Regions from separate parts of the Homo sapiens genome. Here region 1 is linked to region 2. Evidence: read pairs that join two places in POLR2A ChIA-PET (ENCODE). Cell type or tissue: PC-9. All regions are shown on one strand. Links, peaks and the distances in the headings refer to the core of each region. The heading gives the core; the rest is flanking DNA.

Region 1 (5,394 bases), core at 281-5,280, 130 kb before region 2:
GCATCTTTGCAGCCTAGGCAAAGGGCAAAGGATGAAAAGAAAAAAACCACTGAGCCCTTGCAAATATCCTTTCCAGAGCTGCCGGCTAGAAACTCCCGCTGGCCATGATTTCAGATAGCTGCCTCTGGCTGCAAGTGAGGCTGCGAGATGGAGTTTTTTGTTTTTTTGTTGTTGCTTTATTGCTTTTTTTGTTGTTATTTGTTTGTTTAACTACCAAACAAAATAGGATTTATGTGGGCAAGAAAAAAGAGGGAAATTGATAGTGAGGAGGCAGTTATCTCAATCTGTTATCATATAACATAATGAAAATTATTAGTTCTGAAAATCTCATTCCATCTTGCGTTGCTGATGAAAACCTATTATGTGCATTCTGTACTTTGGAATCTCCTTTAGTAAAATAAAGGAAATTCAAAACTTCTTAATGGGGACAACATAGAATATAGAAAGAGAGAAGTGGGAGATAAAATTAAAAACAGATCAATTTGGGCTTCAGTTGTTCATAATTGGTAGTAGTTTCTCTGGTATTAGAACTGAAATAGACTTTTTTCCTGTAAAGAATAACTGCCTAAGTAAAATAGAAATATAGCTAAGAAGACAATTAAAGGATACTTTATATTTTTTAAAGAAATTGTGCCCAAGTTTCATTTGTGTGGGCTTTTTCACTTCTTATTGCAGGTACTCTCAGAATTCTTGTAGCCCATTCAGAGTAGTATATACTATCTGAAAGGAATAAAACTCTGACTTTTAAAAATATTCTGCATTTCACAATTTTTTACTTCAGACAGAATCTCTCCAATTAATCTAAATTAGTGATTTTTACTGGATTCAAGTAGCCAACTTCTCCATGATCTTTGAACTGGTATGGTTCAAAGATATGGTATGGTCTGTATGGTATTACACAGTATTGTCGTAAATATCACCCAGATAGAGAGAGCTGGATTCTAAGGAAATGTTAGACTTAGATTAATGTTCTGGATTCTGGAAAAAAAATTGCCCTCAAAATACTTTCAGTGTTTTATGGGTCTCCATGCAAGGACATTTGAAAGTGGTTAGAGTTTTGTTTGAAAGGTTTTTCTTCTCTGAAGAGTCAAAGGTCCCAGCTAGACCCTAAAGGAATCTTGAGCATGAGAGTCAGGCTCAGCTGAAAAAAGCTTTTGGAACAAGACTCTGCATCCAGGACTCAAAAACAGGCTTCTGATCATCAGCTCTTGGAGCTAAAAGGACTCACCACTACAATATCACAAGACTTTGGGCAACAGGTGTGTTCTAAGATATGTGTGTATTTTTGTCAGTCTGTGGTTTATTTTGCCATCTTCTCAGACTAAGAATATAGAGAAGCACTTAATTGGGTGACTCCACTATGGTTAGTAGTTTCATTCATTCAGTCAGTGTTCATTCAACACCAGCTATGTCGCCGTCTGTCTGCTTGAGCCTGGCAGGAGGATGAGAAGATGTGCAGACAGCTAAGGGGCGTGCATAGTCCCTGCCTTCAAGTGATGTACATGTACGGAACTGGTCATGCATAACTGGTATAACTAAACGCTAAATATTTTGCAGATGTGTAAAGATTTTCCATTCTCCCTAGAAACCCTGGTCTAATGCTGAACACATAAAATAAAAACCTATGAGATTTTGATTCAGCTTTCTAGTTTATAGATATGTTGGAAAAAGGAGATAGAGGAGATAGCCAATATTGAACCCCTATTAGTAACTATTAGTAACTGCTGGTTTTAAAGAATCTGTACTAAATAGAGTCATCCCTCAGCATCTGTGAGGGATTGGTTCCAGAACCTCCTTTGTATATCAAAATTCAAGGACCTTCAACTTCCTGATATAAAATGACATAGTATTTGCATACAACCTATGCATATTTTCTGTATACAGTCACACATGACATAATGACATTTCAGTCAATGACAAATTACATATACAATGGTGATCCCATAAAATCATAATACTATTTTTATTGTACGTTTTCTATGTTTAGGTATGTTTAGATACACAAATACTTACCATTGTGTTAGAGTTGCCTTCATTATTCAGTACAATAACATGCTGTATGGGTTTATAACCTAGAAGCAATAGGCTGTATGGTACAGCCGAGGTGTGTAGTAGGCTATACTATCTAGGTTTGTGTAAATACACTCTATGATGTTTGCACAATGAGGAAATTGCCTAAGGACTCATTTCTCAGAACATATCCCTTTCAGTAAGCCATGCATGATTGTACTTTAAATCATCTCTAGATTACTTGAAATATACGTAGTAATACTATGTAAATAGTATTTACATATTGCTATGTAAATAGTTGTAATACTGTATTATTTAGGAAATAATAACAAGAAAAAAATCTGTAAATGTTCAGTGCAGACACAATTTGTTTTTCAACTTCTTTCAGTCCTTGTTGGTTGAATCCATGGATGTGAAACCCATAGATATGGAGGGCTGACTGTATTTACCAGGATATCTTTTCAAATCTAAATAAATTCATCAAGTTTGTGCAGTCTGTGTAAGTCTGCAATATTAATGGTTGGTTCAACTGTTTTTGGACAGCTGGATTACAACTTTTGAGAACTGTACTACTCATTCTTATTGTACCCAACTAAAACAGAGTTGCAAGGCCAGGAAGGAAAGCACTCAGGACTTATACTATTGCTCCAACAATGTACTTCTCTGCAAGTCTGACTGCTGAAACTGCTTGCTGTAACCTGAAACCAGTTTTATCTCAGGGCTACTGAAACTACCTGCTGCAATCTAAGACTAGTTTTGCTGACCACTACCGTTCACCAATAAGAGCTTGCCAGCTCCCTGAAATCTTGCTAGTGTCAGTGAACTTTCCTGAAGACAAATACATAATATTTCTCCTTTTTATTAAACCTCTAACCTTCTCTTTGTTCTTCAGACCTACCAAAGACTTCCCAGTCTGCATGTGTGCTCCAAATTGCAATTCTTTCTTCCCAAGTAAAACATGTTAATTTCAGAGATTTGTTTCTATACATTATTTGACTTGAGCAATACTGAGGTGACGTTACATTCCTCACTACACTTTTGAAAAGCAGCCCTTCTAACCTACCAGGGTTGCCATGTTATATGCTGTTCAGACATTCGGGCATGATCCATCCTGTTTCCAAGGCTTCCGTGGTGTTATTGGCATGTTAATTATTACAGCAAATGATAAAATGTGCAAAATGGTACCCCCTTCTTAATGACATAAATAAATGAAGCAATTAATTTTACACAATAAAAACAAGCAATACAATAACTTACAAATTTGGAGTTTCTTCATTATTACATCAAATTGCAAAATGGAAACATGTAATTTCAAAAAGCTCATAAGTAAAAATGGAAACACAGCTGATGCTGCGTCAGCTTGTGGGCTGCAAAATAATGTGGGACTTGCACAGTGTGGAACAGTCAACATCTTTTAGATACACCAGGCCAGATATGATTCAGAAACTATAAATCTTCCTAGAGCTGAGACATCCCAATAAGCTAAGGCATTTATGTGCTGTAAAGAAAAACAAAACAACTTTTTCTTATTTCCCTTATATATTAGTTTGGAATTCCAGAAGTTACTTTGCTTAGGATCCTCATCGCCATGTATCTGCAGTTACAGAAGCTGGAAGCCTATGATTGATCTTGTAACTTCAATATCTGGAGAAAGATAAGTAGGAAAGCAAATTTCCTGGGAGAGCTGACAACAGTTTTTAAAATGAAATGTGTATACACCAAGCCTGACATACTATATTGCCCACCATGTTTGAAACCGTCAGTTTCAGGACTGACATTTGGTTCTGTGTGTTTGTTTTGGTGAGTGAGAAAGTAACACATATTTTCTTTGACATCTTGTGCAATTTTACAAGTATTCAGGGCACATTCCCTGCTTTGCATGGAAAATGTATTTGCACAGTTGTCAGAATGATGGACAGGGGAGCGAATGATAGGACAGAGCGCTGATCTTTGCTTGTTATTACATACAATAGCTTGGTAGGAACCGTGATGTGTTGGTGAGACAAACTGTGTCCCATTCTGGAACATATTAAGTTTGTCTCCAGGACACACATGACTTCGCTAGGGTGTCGAACCTCATTCATAATAGATGCTAATCTTTTCAGGGCTGACTGATGACAGCACTTCCTGCCCTTCACGGAATTAGAGCTGGGTTTTATCAAAGGACTCAAACTGCCTGCTAATTAGACTAATTCCCTTCATCATGAATTATTTATTTCCATTGGTAACCGATCACTGTGACATTAATGGGTTCTGCTCAACTTAGTTTCACACTAATACACACTAGGAGTTAAATGTTTAAAAATTCGTGATACTTCACTCCAGGTCAAGTGTATCTTTGTCTAATATTTGACAGATTCAGTGAAGTTTTGATGATTATGTTTTAGGTACAAATAAAATGGGACAAAATTCCAGATTTTGTTGATAAGAAAACAAATCAATTTCTTTCTCTGCTCAGGTGTCTCCTGTCTTAGCTAGAACAAGTTGTCTTATTCTGGGACACGCTGTCTGTACTATATAGTATTTTATCAAGGTCAAACCATCACGTAAATGTGCTGGCGATTCTCTTTGGTATCTCAAAGTTGAACTAGACATAATGTCAGCTAGCTAAGTTGAAATTCAGTTATTGATATCTGTTGACAAAAATCAGTGTAATATCTTGTTTACTTATTTGTAAAATGCAAAGTGGACTTTTAAAAAATGGAATTTACAGATAATATATCCCAAAGGTTACAGATAATATAGCCCCCTTACTTATTATCTTCTGAGGTTGTATAGATCAGTGTTTCTCAACATGTAATCAAGGCATCACCTGTATCCTGAAAGTGTTATTAAAATTCAGATTTCTGGGCTACATATACAGCCTGTTAGAATCTCTGGGAATAGGATCCCAACATTTGCATTATTACAAGTTCTGTGATTATTGAGCAGTGGTAGAATCATTGACATTGGTTATCCAAAACAACTCCATAATTGATCAATATTTTATCAGAAATACTGAATCAGTTCATCCAACAGGTGCAGGAAGGATCCTATAAGCTTAGTAGTGCCTTTTGGAATTGGCTTCTGTTGTAGTTTCATCAACACATATAAAACAGGCAACATTTATACTGACTGATCATCAGGGAGCTCTGTGAATGGTGGGCATCACACCTTTGCTCAGAGGACACATGGGAAGAAGGTGTCAAGGGAGAGGCATACACAGTCACGATTCAGCAAGGCAGTTGGTATCAGATGGGAAGGCTTTCTGTACGCACCCCACTGAGGCACATGATTGTGCTCGGTAGTTCAGCTATTAAATATTGAATTGTGGAAAATGGTAAAAGAAAAAGTAAAAAGCAGCATAATAGATGGAAGCTGGAGATTAGATGACAAACATTGGAC
Region 2 (5,394 bases), core at 166-5,165:
GGCAGGTTCACCGATTATTACAGTTTCAGAAATATGCACATAAATAAGTAATTATGGTTGGTTGTTTTCCAAGCAGCAACTTCAATGAAATATGCAGAAGCAAAAAACTGGCCCAGTTGGTGGCTGAGGGTTTGGAAAGAACAAAATCACTTTCTACATAATGATAAATTTCCAGCTAAGAGAGGATAGATGGTCTAGGTCAGATTTATTGCCAGTGGCAGTTCTAATATACAGTTTTCTGTTTTTAAAAGAATTAGCTGCTACATTATTACAGCTGACATACTTAGTGACCTAGCTAATTTTCAGGAATCAAGAGTTGTGCAAATGATAGTTGTGTATTAGAGCTGATGGCTGGTGAAACCATGACGCGGAGGTTCTAGAAGATCAAACGTTAAACTATGTCCCAAAGATACTGTAGCACTCCAAGGCAGGGTACTTCAACTGTCTGCTGTTTCATCCAGTACACAATCGAAGACACTTATGACGGGTTGGAGAAGTGAGGAGTCAGCATAGCTCAGTGGTCATGTCCCCAGTCTCAGGAGACTGATCAAACAAGTTGAGATCCCAGCTCCACCACTTACTAGATGTCCTTGGCTACTTCATTTTTCTCATTAGCCTAATACGAATTCCAGTAGTTAGTTGTGGGTTGTTATGAGGATGAAATAATACATGAGAAGCACTTATGTTAAAAATGTCACACTTTATAATAATGTCCTTGATGAAACTTAGAAAGTTTTGGTTTGTTCATAAATGAAAATGAAAATAATAAATTAAAAAATAGAATGTTAGAGTATAAAGAGACCATGGTCCAATTCTCCAAACTGAGGCCTAGGGAATTCAAACTGAAACAGCTAGCGATAGCCCTCCATGTTTAAAGTTTGTCCCATATGTCATGCAGAACAACAGTTGCTTGATATTCCTCATCTGGATTCATGGTCAGTTCTTCATCAGCTCATAAGCTTCTACTGAGCAATGATGAGGATGTTTTAAGTAAGTGCAAAATGGTCAGCAAAGCTGAGCTCACCAGGGTGCTCAGTAAGTATTACCTGGTGATGGTAATTACACGACAATGAAGAGACAAAGCAAGAGACTAGCTCCAGAAGCTCCCTAGTGTGAAAATGAATCCCATTCTCTTTCGCTCTTCCCTCTCTCTCTCTCTCTCTCACACACACACACACACACACAGTCCCATCTTCTTTGTCTTTTTTGCCTGGTTCGATACGCATTTATGCAGTGAAACCAACTCATTCTAAAACCAGCATATTGAGAAATATGACTTAAACTTAGCTCCCACGTGAGGTTGTTCAACTGTTCATCTGTAATACCATCAAATAAGCGAAAGGGTGTTAAGTGTGGTATGGAGGAGGTGTCAGATTCTATCCTTTTCTTCCGGAACATCAGAAGGGAATATTAGAAAACTAAATATTTATATGGATGAAATGCCTGGCAAGGACTATGACTTGGCATGCCTTCTATATTTCCTTTAGTGAGTTCCAAAAAGCCTTTACCTGTTTTCCAAAAGGCTTAATCACAGTATTCCTACTCTTCAGCAAATATGCCACTCTTTTTGGATTTTAGTACATTCAGCCATCAAATGATGATGTGACAGTGAGACCTTGTTCAACCTAGAGAATATCTGCATTCAGCTCTGTCTGTGCTAGGGAACTTATGCCAGGACACATTATTTCAGATTTACAGACTGTTTCTATCTATTCTAAAATACTTGTGCTGCTCATTGTATATAAGACAGAAGAGAAATCAAGTCCTTAACTACCCCCAACCCTCTTTCATGGCAACTTCCTTCAAACTCCTACTCAGCTTGGATCTGCAATTCAGTAGATTCAATCCCAGCGTGCAATAGAATATAGGGATGAGCGGAGCCAAGTGGAGTGAAAAAGGGGGAATAGAGATTCTTCCAGCTTCTCCTGAGTAATTTCTCTACATGTGGTTTCATTATTGTTTTTAAAACAAATCCCACTTAATTGAAAACCATGCACCAAAATGTGTTCCAAATGTAAATAAACATACATTATTTTCAGACTTTCAGCTATTTAGGGCCATTCACCCACCTGCTCCTCTCTCCACTACTTAGAAATTATCAAAACTTGACTCTGTCATTCTACAAAATGCTTCTTTGTCCCAAATTTTGCATCTTGTCTCTGCTGTATTTTCACAGGATAATGGAAAATAGTGACAGGGCACCAAAAAGGGTCTGGCTGTAAATGTGAAACTAATTGAATCTTCCCAAGGCAGTTGCCAACAGCATCCTGACCCTTGCTGGGAGTGTTCCATATTGCGATGAAAAGGCAAATTGTAGTTCAAATATGTCTTCACTGTAAGTGCATTGGGTCATTTACCTTAACAATGTGAACGTGCGCTCATTATCATGTTCAACTTGATTAGTGTATGGTCTAACATTTAAAAATGCACTTCAGATAAAAGAATGTATAAATGCATGATTGGTTCCTAATAAATTGAGCAACCCCTTAATGAACTGTGAGCGATCTAGAGAGGAACTATTACATACCAGTCATAGAAATGGCAAACCAGACAAAAATAGATGGTGTATGTGTGTGTGTATGTGCGTGTGTGTGTGTGTGTGTGTGTGTGTGTGTGTGGTGTGTGTTTGGGGAGAGATCTTTCTCCATCTTCCATGATACACTGATTGCTGCCTTTATTGAAAAAAACAACGAAGAGAATTCAAGGCAACCAGGGAAATTAGTTCATTTAGGACCCAAACATAAATGAGAGCCATCTTTTGGCAAATATTCAGTATAGCTTTCCTGACATACCCAAATAGAAAAGCTTAGAGGGGCATGTTGTGAAAACTCTTAAATGAGCTTTCTTGCTGTTTTTTTTTCAAGAAAATATAAGATAGAGTTGGTGTAGGATATAAGATCTTCTTAGTCATTTAAGACAAATTCTTAGTCATTTTAGACAAATTCTGCTCTACTCTGTCTATTCTCATTTGTCTCTTTCCCCCCATGCTTTTCTTAAATTTCTGTGTGAAAGATACCTTATATTTACTTCTGATCAGAATCTAAAAATGTTCAGATGAATGAGGCGGCATGCCTCTCTACTTTATTTCTTATTCATGTTAGGTGAATTTTAAATGTGAGCTAGGAGAGCTTAGATATTTATTTGGCATCAGGCTCCATATGCATATTTCCATAAAAAACTTGAGAAAAAAATATACATGTTAAGGATCCATAACACTTCTGAAAATCTGAAATCCAAAATGCTCCAAAATCTGCAACTTTTTGACCATCAACTTGACACCACAAGGGGACAATTCTGCACCTGACTTCATGTGACAGGTCTTAGTCAAAACTGTGTGTTGTGACACACAGTTTATGTGTGTGAAAGGAAAAAGACCTTCCAAGTCCTCTTTGGCGGTGATATCTTTTCCATTCATACCTAGATTCTCCCATGCAAACACACCCACAAAGTGTAATGAAATGACATGTGAGCAGTCTGGATGTGCCAACAGCAGGTTCCCCATGATGCCCCACGTGGGATCGAGACAGTAACATCTTTGCTTTCTGATGGTTCAAGGTACACAAACTTTATTTCATGCACAAAATTATTTAAAATATTGTATAAAATTACCTTCAGGCTAAGTGTATAAGGCATATATCAAAATACATGTAGTCACTATATTTTTTGCTTATTCTCTGCTCTGTGATGCAAAGATATTATTAAAAATGTCAAAAAGACCTGAAGATTCCTTTGTGGGTAACAGTGACAAGAAAAAGAGGAAATGTTTATGTTTATTTATAGCACAGAAAGTCAAGCTGTTGGAGAAACTAGACAGCAGTGTAAGTGTGAAGCATCTTATGGAAGAGTATGGTGTTGGAATGACCACAATATATGACCTGAGAAAACAGAAGGATAAACTGTTAAAGTTCTGTGCTGAAAGTGATGAACAGAAGTTAATTTTAAAAACAGAAAAACACTGCATAAAGCTAAAAATGAAGAACTTGATTCTGTATTGAAATGTGGATTCATCGGAGTCACTAGGCCTCTTAATGGTATGATGATCATGAAACAAGAGAAGATACACCATGATGAACTCAAAATTGAAGGGAACTGTGAATATTCAACAGGCTGGTTTAAGAAAAGACATGGCATTAAATTTGTAAAGATTTGTGGTGACAAAGCATCTGTTGATCACAAAGAAGCGGACAAATTTATTAACAAGTTTGCCAGGGTCATTGCTAATGAAAATCTGATGCCAGAGCAAGTCTATAACACTGACGAAACATCACTGTTTTGGTGTTATTGTCACGGAAAGACACCGACTACCACTGATGAGACAGTGCCTAAGTAATTAAGAATGCTAAGGACAGAATAACTGTGTTTGGATGTGATAATGCGGCAGGCACACTAAGTGTAAACTTGCCATGATAAGCAAAAACTTGCATCCTTGGTATTTTCAAGGAATGAATTTCTTACCAGTCTATTATTATACTAACAAAAAGGCGTGGATCACCAGGGACATCATTTCTGACTGGTTTCATAAACATTTTGTACCAGTGACTCATGCTCACTGCAGGGAAACCAGGCTGGATGATAACTGCAAGATTTTGTTATTCCTTGACAATCGTTCTCCTCATCCTCCAGCTAAAATTCTCATAAAAATAATGTTGATGCCATGTATTTTCCCCCAGTGTGACTTCTTTAACTCAGCCATGTAACCAGGGTATCCTGGGATCAGTGAAGAGTAAATACAAAAATACACTTTCTTGAACAGCATGCTAGCAGCAGTGAACAGAGGCATGAGTGTGGAAGGTTTTCAAAAGAAGTTAGCATGAAAGATGCCATATCTACTCTTACCAAGGTCTGAAACACAGTGACTAAAGACACAGTTGTGCATGTCTGGCACAACTTCTGTCTGTGCAATTATGTTGAGTGATCATGATGGACAAGGTGGTAACTGTGAAGGATTCTGTATATCTAATGAGAAAAAAAAAGATGCCTGGCCCCCTTACTTATGCAAGGTACATACCTCAGAGTCTGTCAGCAAGCTGGAAGAAGCGGGTATCAAAGAAGTTTTTAACATCAATAATGAGGCTCCAGTTGTTCATTCATTGACCAGTGGTTAAACGGCCAAAATGGTTCTGAATCAAGGTGATCATGATAATAGTGATGATGAGACGACCTTGTTAACTCTGCAGAATTGCCTATAGACCACATGCTGAAAATGTGTGGTGGGCTTATGGAAGGACTAGAGCAGCATGCATTCATTGCAGAACAAAAAAAAATGTCAGTTTATAAAATCAAAGAGAAACTCCTAAGACAAAAACTGTTGTTAATGAGGCTGATGATTCTGGAGGAAACATCTAAAAAGCCATCCAGCAGAATGCCTCCCCACGCCTAAAGGACCCACTTCCT

Evidence for each region. Peaks named below come from ENCODE experiments on the same cell type or tissue, not always from the same donor. Only the 100,000 strongest peaks of a DNase experiment are listed, where the experiment ranks them.
Region 1: POLR2A ChIA-PET joins it to region 2 with 6 read pairs; 2 of 35 experiments call an interaction of 5 or more read pairs at or near these places.

What each region holds. Positions count from the first base shown.
Region 1 is chr2:173,509,420-173,514,813 of GRCh38, forward strand. No RefSeq gene overlaps it. Among named protein-coding and RNA genes, the nearest start is that of CDCA7, 160 kb to the left of the region's middle. In PC-9, for the core only: no CTCF peak of the experiment used is centred there; a DNase peak (open chromatin) is centred at 2,732; H3K4me3 peaks cover 444 bases; H3K27ac peaks cover 1,366 bases; H3K27me3 peaks cover 63 bases.
Region 2 is chr2:173,639,827-173,645,220 of GRCh38, forward strand. No RefSeq gene overlaps it. Among named protein-coding and RNA genes, the nearest start is that of CDCA7, 290 kb to the left of the region's middle. RefSeq lists an enhancer at 767-1,315. In PC-9, for the core only: no CTCF peak of the experiment used is centred there; no DNase peak of the experiment used is centred there.